Linked DNA regions of Homo sapiens: region 2 is linked to region 1. The links are chromatin loops, found by intact Hi-C in ENCODE. Cell type or tissue: adrenal gland. All regions are shown on one strand.

The links. Peaks named below come from ENCODE experiments on the same cell type or tissue, not always from the same donor. Only the 100,000 strongest peaks of a DNase experiment are listed, where the experiment ranks them.
Region 2: it touches region 1 in a loop (4-fold over the local background); 10 of 110 quality-filtered maps call a loop at or near these places.

The regions. Positions count from the first base shown.
Region 1 is chr1:179,812,598-179,817,597 of GRCh38, forward strand. FAM163A (family with sequence similarity 163 member A) reads left to right here. Exons shown (of 5, transcript NM_173509.3): 4 at 479-593; 5 at 1,182-3,601. The coding sequence starts at 501. The coding sequence ends at 1,592. LOC105371634 (a long non-coding RNA gene) reads right to left here. Exons shown (of 5, transcript XR_007066756.1): 3 at 4,771-5,000; 4 at 2,302-3,930; 5 at 1,698-1,997. Among named protein-coding and RNA genes, the nearest start is that of MIR12116, 11 kb to the left of the region's middle. RefSeq lists a silencer at 497-722. In adrenal gland, a CTCF peak has its summit at 2,340 (motif pointing left); DNase peaks (open chromatin) are centred at 1,313, 2,404 and 3,383; H3K4me3 peaks cover 1,451 bases; H3K27ac peaks cover 1,689 bases.
Region 2 is chr1:179,262,413-179,267,412 of GRCh38, forward strand. No RefSeq gene overlaps it. Among named protein-coding and RNA genes, the nearest start is that of SOAT1, 29 kb to the right of the region's middle. In adrenal gland, no CTCF peak of the experiment used is centred here; no DNase peak of the experiment used is centred here.

The DNA.
Region 1 (5,000 bases):
GGGTGGAATCGCAGCCAAATTATTCGCAGCCCCGTTCAGCATGCGTGCGGTAGGGATAGCTAATAACTGCCCCGAAGGGTTATCGCGAGGATGTAGTAAGATGCGTGGGGGTGCTTAGCATGATGCCACACAGGGAGGAGCCCCGCAATCAGCGGCAGCTGTTCCTCTGTGTCTGCAGCCACGCAGAAGCGGGAGCTAAGAAGGGTGTGACGGGAGAGGAAAGGCGAGAAGAGCACCAAAGGGGAAAGATCGTGAGAACTTTTTGAAACTGGGTACTCAACTTCGCCCACTTAGGCTGGCCCAGTCTGGAGCCACAGTCGTCCTCAGCCTTCAGGAAACCCCTGGGGCCTGGCCCTCCCGGCACCTGCTGCTCTCAGGCCCCCTGCCCCAGCCTCGGGGCAGTTCCAGGAAGACTCCCCCCGGCCCAGCCCAGGGCTGCAGCCACAGCTGGTCCTCAGCCCTCCGCACATCTTTGCAGAGTTTGATGGGGCGCCGGGCGGATGACAGCGGGAACGGTTGTGATCACTGGCGGAATCCTAGCTACGGTGATCCTCCTCTGCATCATTGCCGTCCTGTGCTACTGCAGGCTCCAGGTCAGTCCCCGGGACCCGTAGCCAGAGGCTGCCAGGCCACCAGCAAACCTCTTTTTCATTATGGGGGCAGAAACTGGAGGCCGACTTCAGGGCCCACAGAGCCCAAAGCTATGGAATGTAGCAGGCGTAAGTCAAGGAGGATGGGAGTTGGGGCTGGTCGGAAGGGAGCTAAGTGCCCCCCAGCCTGCCCACTCAGAGCACACAGAAAGTGTGCTGGAAAGATACGGGGTCATTGGGTTGTGTCTCCTGCACCTCTGAGATTTCAGGAGCATGGGAAGAGCACCATTCTGGGGAGGCTCTGAAAGCTGCCGCCAGCAGCTCCAGCCCTGTCCTCAATATGATGTGTGTGTCCCTGCCCCGCTCAACTACAGCCTGGAGTTACTGCGAGGAGTGGTGGGAGGGGAAAAGGAAAGCAGTACTGGCCTTGCAAAGCTGGGATTAGAAACTTGTGGAGCAGGCCCCTGGGGTTCAGTGCCTGGCACTAGGTTCTCCATGGAGCAGGGGACAGGGGCACCTGTGCACGCTCAAAAATGCATGGGGCGGGGGGAGCATTCACCCTCTCAGGCATCCCTCTGCCCTTCCGCACAGTATTACTGCTGCAAGAAGAGCGGAACCGAGGTTGCAGACGAGGAGGAGGAGCGGGAGCACGACCTTCCCACGCATCCCAGAGGCCCCACCTGCAATGCCTGCAGCTCCCAAGCCCTGGACGGCAGAGGCAGCCTGGCGCCTCTCACCAGCGAGCCCTGCAGCCAGCCCTGTGGGGTGGCCGCGAGCCACTGCACTACCTGCTCCCCATACAGCTCCCCCTTTTACATACGGACGGCTGACATGGTGCCCAATGGGGGTGGAGGCGAGAGGCTCTCCTTTGCTCCCACATACTACAAAGAGGGGGGACCCCCATCCCTCAAATTGGCAGCACCCCAGAGTTACCCGGTGACCTGGCCAGGCTCTGGGCGTGAGGCCTTCACCAATCCAAGGGCTATTAGTACAGACGTGTAAATCCTTCCACCCCGACCCGCACACACACCCACACTGCTGCCCTGGCGGGGGCCATGGGGGTGATGAATGACCCTCCAACAGCCCCACATGGGTTGTTTCTGTTTCTTTGGCTTTTCTCGCTCCGCAGTGGAGGGTTTACTAGGATTTAAGCTTTTGAGTGCATTGAGAACCAAGACAGGGCCTGGCTCCAACTCTGTGGGCCAGAGGTGGGGGACTGCTAGGTCGAGTCTGCAGCTTCGCCAGTTTCTTGGTTGGGACACTCCTCTGGCAGCCCCAGCACCACCACAACCCCTTGCAGTGTGCCCCAGTCCCCTGGATTCGCTGGACTGCAAAAAGGAGCACCAGGGAAAGCTCAGCAAAGGCTCAGGAGGCCTCCCGGGTCCTCGGGAGATGAAGCATCCGTGCCTAGGAAAAGGGGACAGAGGGCAAGGAGAGAAGTGAGAGCTACAATTCCAGCATTGGAGAAGCGAGGGGCGGGGCGTCAACGGCACTGCTTCAGGACGCGCTTGCTGAAACGACTCCAACAGCTAGTTCACAGCCCAGCTTTGTACGTTGGTTACCATAGCTACTGCTGTCACTGTAGCTGCTCCCGTAGGGTCGTTGATTCCTGAACGTATCACATCTCACCTGCCCCCTTCCTCGTGGGACGTGTCAAGTTGACTTTAAAGCCTAAGGTGGCTTGTGGGGACTGCACCAGAAAGTGTCTAACCTTGTGTTCCCCGAAATCCTTTCTCTGACTTAGGAACCAGCGCCCCCTGCTGGAGAAGTTTTTTCATTTTGTTAGCCGACTTCTGGTAGCTTAGCAAAGAGACCAGCTGACTGTCTCTCGGCCCAGCCCACCACGCCGAGTAGCTTGTGTGGATGCAGTCCTGTGAGGGTGTGCATAACCGTTCCCAGGTGTACGCACGCGCGCGCGCGCGCACAGACACACACACACACACACACACACACACACACACACAGTAACCACGGGTAGGCACCAGGGGCTTTGTACATTCAGGAGCTGCAGAGAGGAAAGGTCTCCCATGTACCAGAGAAGGAAAAGTCTGATCCCGAAACAGCTTGAACGAAAGGTGGTTAACACGTGACCAATCCCCATGGCAGACAGCGGGCTGGTGAACAGGAAGAGCACAGAATCTCTGTGGGGCGATGCTGCAGCGGCTGAAACCACGTCAAGTCCCCCAGAGCCCGGCATTCTATGTAAGCATCCACCTGTGACGCCGTGGAGCAGGATCTTCATTCATCTCACCAGAGCAACAGCCCAGTCCTGAGGATGGGAGGGACGTGACTTAGCCTTGGGATTCCACGCTCGCCGCCCTCCCTTGGCCGCCCTACTCCCCAGTTTCCTGGCGATGAGCCATTTATTGTGTCTCACACCAGCCTCATTTCCAACTCCGACTTCCTACTTAGAATGTGGCAGTGGCTTTGTGAGTGAGAATCCTGATGAGTTTTCCAGTGGCCTCTGCAGAAGCTGGCCCCCTTCTAAGGGCATAGCTAACCCCCTTCCCACTCCTGAGTCACTGAATTCGAGGAGGGTGGGGCAGGGAAAGGGCTGGCCCCCCTGCTGAAATCTTGATTCTGCATTTGAGGAAGGTCAGGGTGCCGCTGGGGGAGCAGGGAGCGGGGAGGGAGGAAGAGGGGAATGCACATCTTTTGCGCCACTATTAAGGCACCTGTCACCTTACATCTCAATCTGGAATCAAAGTGCCCTGGGTTGAGAAGCAGACCTGGGCTCTGGTCACACTTTGGTCACTCATTAGCTCTAGGACCAGTCACTAATCTCTGAGACTCCATTTTCTCCAGGGAAACGAGGCTTGCCCAGATAGACTAACAACCCTTTAGTGCTCCAAGAAGTGAGAATTTCCGAAAAAGATCTGCCGGCCCAGAGCACTCCCTCTTGCCCTAATCCTGGCAGGGTCTGGATGTATTTACCCAACTCTGATCTTGCGTGCAGGGATGCTTGCTGATGGATGAAAGACCACAATAAAACAAGATTAGCAGCAAAACAATTTTAATTGTCAGTGAAAAGCAAACATGTTTGTCAGACTCTCCTGTGGAGTCATTTCAAATGGTAACTCTTCTCTTGTACCAGGAAGCAGCTGTAGGTGGGGTAATGGGATCTGTCTCCTGGTGCAGAGGGGCAGCTTATGGCGGCAGCAGCTTCAACAAGCCCGTCCCACGGCCAGCCCTAACTGGGCCAAGTGCAAGCTCCTGATGAGCTGCTGGGCCTGGCAGCGTTCCCCACTTCCTAGTGCCTTGCTCCCCTGGAATTCCACAGCCAATCAACCACAGCAGCCGTGTCCTCCTTGCCAGAAATAACATCATTCGTACGTCCTGCCTTTGTAAAAATCAAGACCCAGTTAACCATCACCCACTTCTTGCCCCTGATTGATGGGGTCCCTGAGTACAAGCGTCCTGTGCAATCCCCTCCCTCCTACCGCTTTCCTAGCTAAGCCCTGCTAGCCCCACAAATCAGAATCTGGGTTTGGGGTGCTGGAGAGATGGTGGGCCCCAGCTCTTCCCCACATAGCCCACGCTGCTCAGGGCACGGTCTCCAACCAGGCTCGAGATTGCCTGCCTGCCCGCTGCAGCCGCAGGGCCCCACCCTGTGGAAAAGGAAGCTTCCCCCACTCAACTGCACTGTCCTTTTCTGCTGTCTAGTCTGTGCTAAGGGACACTACTTGTACACTTTTCAAACGGTGCCCTAAATTGGAAGAGAAGGAGGGGCCAGGAACACAGCCCTCTCCGCCGTCTTTCTCCACCTCCACTTCACCACTCCTGCTCTAGACTTCTTGTCTTGCATCTTTGATAACTTGGAGTCATAACCGAGTGGATGTCGGAATAAATGAGAGATTTGAAGTAGAAATCCCACAGGGTCCTTCGTTCTTCACCGGGGGAAGTGAAGGGGGCTGTTGGTGTGGATTTAAGGGTGAAGCCTCCTCTTCAACACCCAGAGCGTCTGTGTTCCACGCTCTCCCTGCTCCCACGGTAGCAAACCTCCACCTTGTTGCCTGGCATGCCCCCATTGCCTCAGTCAGAGTTCAATCGGCGGAGATTTGCTGTTTGTTGGGAAAGTGGCTGAAGGGCCCTGCTGAGGATAGTGAGTTTCCCTGTGGGGCAACCCAGGCCTCGGCCCCTGCTACCTGCCCTTCCCCTCTTCCCAACCCTGCACACACACCTTCCAGGCTGGTGGTCTTCCTGCCTGTGTAGCTCAGGGTAAAATCACTTCTCTGAAGCCTGAGGAGATCATGTCACATGGCCAGCCCTTTGTTACAGGGGCAGCAAGGGAAGAGAGGGGAATTGGGACCAGATCCCCAGTGCAGCCCAGCAGAGACTACAGAAGTGGAGAGGGATGGAGGGGGACTGGAGAACTGGGAACTAGCTTTGTGTGTAGGAGGGAGAATTCGG
Region 2 (5,000 bases), 550 kb before region 1:
ACCCACCTCTTTCTAACCCCCTTCTGCCCACTGTTTTGTTCACTCTTTCGTACACAGTGCCTCATTATTAAAATTCCTTATTTATAAAAACCAATGTTCATACATAAAAGTTCCCAACTCAGTGGATATGATGAGGAAAACTATTAGATTAAAAGAATTAATATTAAGTTGTGAATAAATCTACAGCTCATTTTACAGAAATGTAATTGGTGGAATTTCAGACTTAATAGCAACGTAAAAAAATTTTAGGGGGTGCAGGGAAATTTAGGAAGGTACAAGTCACTTAAAGGGCCTGTCTGCTTTATAGCCTTGCTGCTTAAAGTGTGGTCCTAGGACCAATAGCAATGAAATCAGCTGGGAGCTTGTTAGAAATAAGAACCTCAGTTCCACGTGTCAAAATTTGCATTTTAACAAGATAGGGGAAACTCGGGGTAGTTTGTACGTATGTTAAAGTTTGAGAAGCACTGGTTTATAGTATTCCAAGTAGGCAAACACCTTTTCTCCTCTTTAATTTAAAGCGTGGTCAGCTATTGCTTATGAGGATCTGTAGTCAGTGAAGACCAATTTGATGTTTCTAAGCAGCCTTCCAATTGTTGACCCAAGGGCATAATTGCCACAAATACTCTATTATAATTTAATACATTTGGGGGGAAGAAGCATTCCAAAAAGCTTTTTTAACTCAGTGTTGAAGGGATGTACAGCAACTGAAAATTAGAAAACTGTCTAGGATACACAAGTACAGTAGTGAAACCAGAAATCAATGGCTGAATAAAGGATTTCAACCTGTATGACAATCTAAAGCAAATACAACTGTTAAATAAAATTTATGGGAGGCCATTGTTTTGGACTGAGCTTCTGCACTGGCCCAACAGACCAGGCCAAACCAGAATGGAGTCACTGAAACTAAGTGCCATATAATCAACTGAACTTTGAAATTGTCAGTTAAAACCAACCAACCAGGAGATTCACAGCAACCAATCAGAAGGGGCCCAGTTTACCTGACCAAGCATGTTAGAAAGTTCCCTCTGTTTTAACCCTATAAGAAAAGTAGCTGAAAGACCAATCTCCCTTTTGTTATCTTTCTACTTTCTTCAGTGCTTTTTTGCCTATAAAGCCAATCCCCTCTTATCAGCTCCGTGAAACGCCATTCTTTTATGTAGGATGAGATGTTACCTGTTTCTTGAATTGCAGATGAAAGTCAATTAGATATTTAAACTAATTTTTTTTTTGGTAACTTTGTCTTTTGAAGCAAGAATGGAATCACTACACAGTTGCTAGGACTGCTATTGAGAAGTAGAGGAGGAAGTTAATGTTGTGTTTATGTTAAATGTATTAACAAAGGTAGCCAATCCAATCCAATTAATTCCACAAGGTCTTTTTCAACTTCCATCTCCTATCTTGTATGAAGCCTTTTCTGCTTCTTTCTATACATCCGCCTTTATTAGGTGATCAACTGTCCTGGTTATCTTAGGACTATCCTGGTTTTCTCACTGGAGGTTCTGCATCCCAGGAGATCCCTCAGTCTCCAGCAAACCAGGACGATTGGTCACTCTACCTGCACTCCTAGCTAGAAATACTGCTTCTGACTTTTAACTTCTTTAGCTCTCTGAACTCTCACCATTTATTTAGCACCTGTCATATTTTGCTTTACATCATAATTATTTGCGTACAAGAAATGTTTCTGAGATTTGCTTACAAATTACTTCAGGGTAGAACTGCGTCTTTCATCATTTCCTTTGTTCCATGCAGCATTAATCCAGTGTTAGATTTGTAGGAGTCACTCAACAGTTTGAATGAAGGAATCTACTTGAAAAAAATAACTATTGCCAATTGGAACTATGCCTGCCATGGAGTTTCAATCTATTGAATCACAAAAGTGACAGTTTGGAAATCCAAATAGTCTTATATTCCTATTTTTGCATTTAGGACTATTTTAAATGTGGCTTCAATCCAACCTTTCACTCCTCCACTGTGTTCCTTGAACATGATTAATGCAAGAATATCCAGGGGGTAAAAGAAATCAAAAGATAAGCATTTTCCCAGAGAGTAGTGTTTACTTAAAGATTTTATTTTTTTAGTGGGGGTGTGTGAATGTCTGCACAATTAATATGTTTTGTCAGATTTTTCATTTGGGGCAGTATGAAAGATTAGGTGTCCAGAAAAATCCTCCTGGCATGCAACCCCTAAAAATGATGGAATACACGCACACACACACACACACACACATCACACACATACAAATGGTTAAAAGATAAACTTGACCACATTAATATTTTAATGAGTTTACTTGAGCATTCAGCAATGCATGAGTGGGGCAGCACCAGCCTGCAAGCAGTGAAGTGATCCAAGGGGAATGAGAGACAAACTTTTATGACGTGTTTGTGGAAGCAAGACAAATAAAATATATTTGATTGGTTAACGTGGAAATCCCTAGTTAGAAGTTAATTGATGGCTTCTGATTGGTTAGGCTTAAGTTTTCTTTTGCCATTTACATTGAACTTTGGTTTGCTTGGGTAGGAACCCAAGGTGCTGAAGCCATCTCAGCCTAATGGCCTCCCAATTAAACCATATGTGTGTGTGTTTACACACACACACACACACACACACACACGCACACTCAAAAAGCTTTAATATGTATGGCTCAGTTGGTAGGAAGACTTGAAATCAACAGTGCACTCAAATGTTAATATTTGCTCTGGGGGCATTTGTCTACATGGGTGGCCTAATGCTTGGGTTCTAGTAGATTCAGTGAGCAGGGGAGAAAACTAAGACTTAGCCCTTTATGGTGCAAGATTGGATGGAAGCCCCTGCATGGATTTGGGAACCGCCCCCCGCCCCCCACAAAGATACTTCACTTCAGCAGGTAAATTTAAAAAAAAATGGCAGGATTTGTCAGGGATGCTTGTCTGTCTCAACTTAAGTTTTGTCAGAGGAAAAATATGTTTTTATGAAAGTTCCTAACCATGCAAAACAACAACAACAACAACAACAACAAAAGCAAATCCCTAAAATCCCTAGATACAAATTTAAAGTGGCCTTAGATTGGTACTGCTCCACCTGGCAGAATTACCTGGGAGAGCAAATTCAAATACTCTCTGGAAGAAGGTGCTTTAAACCTGGACCTCAGAGAAATCCCAAGGAATATGAATGTATATTGGTAACTCTATGTTTAACTTTTTGAACAACTGCCAAATTATTCTCCAAAGGGGCTATATTATATTACATTCCCACCAACAATGTAAGAAGGTTCCAATTTCTCTACATCTTCACCAACACTTGTTACTGTCTGTTTATTATAGACATTTTAGTGGCTGTGAAATGTTATTTTATGGTTTTTATTTGTATTTCCCTAATGACTAATGATGTTGGACATCTTTTCATGTGCTTTTCGGTAATTTGCATATCTTCTTTGGAGAAATGTCTATTCCAATCCTTAGCCCATTTTAAAATTGGGGCTGGGTGTGGTAACTCATGCCTATAATCCCAGCACTTTGGGAAGCCGAGGTGGGCAGATCACCTGAGGTCAGGAGTTCCAGACCAGCCTGGCCAACATGGTGAAACCCCGTCTCTACTAAAAATACAAAATTAGCTGGGCATGGTGACACATGACTGTAATCTCAACTACTTGGGAGGCTGTGGCAGAAGAATCGCATGAACCCAGGAGGAAGAGGTTGCAGTGAGCTGAGACTGAGCCATTGCACTCCAGCCTGGCCAACAAGAGTGAAACTCCATCTCAAAAATAAATAAATAAATAAATAAAAATAAAAATAAAATAAAATAAAAGTGGGTTGTCTTTTTATTGTTGAATAAGAGTTCTTTATATATTCTGGATACTACTACCTTCTTTTTTCTTCTTTTTTGAGACAGAGTGTTGCTCTGCTGCCCAGGTTGGAGTGCAGTGGTGCGATCTCAGCTCACTGCAATCTCTGCCTCCTGGGTTCAAGCGATTCTCCTGCCTCAGCCTCCCGAGTAGTTAGGATTATAAGCACCTGCCACCACACCCAGCTAATTTTTGTATTTTTAGTAGAGACTGGTTTTGCCATGTTGGCCAGGCTGTTCTCAAACACCTGACTTCAGGTGATCCGCCCACCTTGGCCTCCCAAAGTGCTGGGATTATAGGTGTGAGCCACCACACCTGTCCTAGATACTAGTACATTATTTTATTTTAGTTTTGAGATAGAGTCTCATTCTTGTTGCCCAGGATGGAGTGCAGTGGTGTGATCTCGGCTCTCTGCAACCTCTGCCTCCCAGGTTCAAGCGATTCTCCTGCCTCTGCCTCCCAAGTAGCTAAGATTACAGGCGCCTGCCACCACACCTGGCTAATATTTTGTATTTTTAGCAGAGACGGGGTTTCACCATGTTAGCCAGGCTGGTCTTGAACTCCTGACTTCAGGTGATCCCCCTGCCTCAGCCACCCTAAGTGCTGGGATTAATGGCATGAGCCACTGTGCCCAGCCACTAGTACCTTCTGATGAGGTACAATTTATCTGTGTTTCCTATTGTTACTTTTGCTTTTTGTGTCATATTTAAGAAACTATCACCAAATGCAAGGTCACAAAGATTTAGGCCTATGTTTTTTTCCTAAATTTTATAGTTTTAGCTCTTACAGTTAGGTTTTTGATCCATTTTGCATTATTTTTGTATATGGTGTGAGGTAGGAGTTCACCTTCACTCTTTTGAATGTGGATGTTGAGTTGTCTCGGAATCATTTATTGAGAAAACTATTCTTTACCCATTAAAATATCTTGGCATCCTTTTCAAAACCAATTGACTATGAATGTAGGGTTTATATCTGGATTCCTAATTCAATTCCATTGATTCATATCTCTATTATGTCACAAAGTCTTTTAAAATCTAATCTAATTATATATCATCACTTCTCCCATATTCTATTGATTACACAGACCCATTCTGGTACAATGTGGGAGACACTACATGAGGATGTTAATACCAGAAGGCGGCCGGGCACGGTGGCTCATGCCTGTAATTCCAGCACTTTG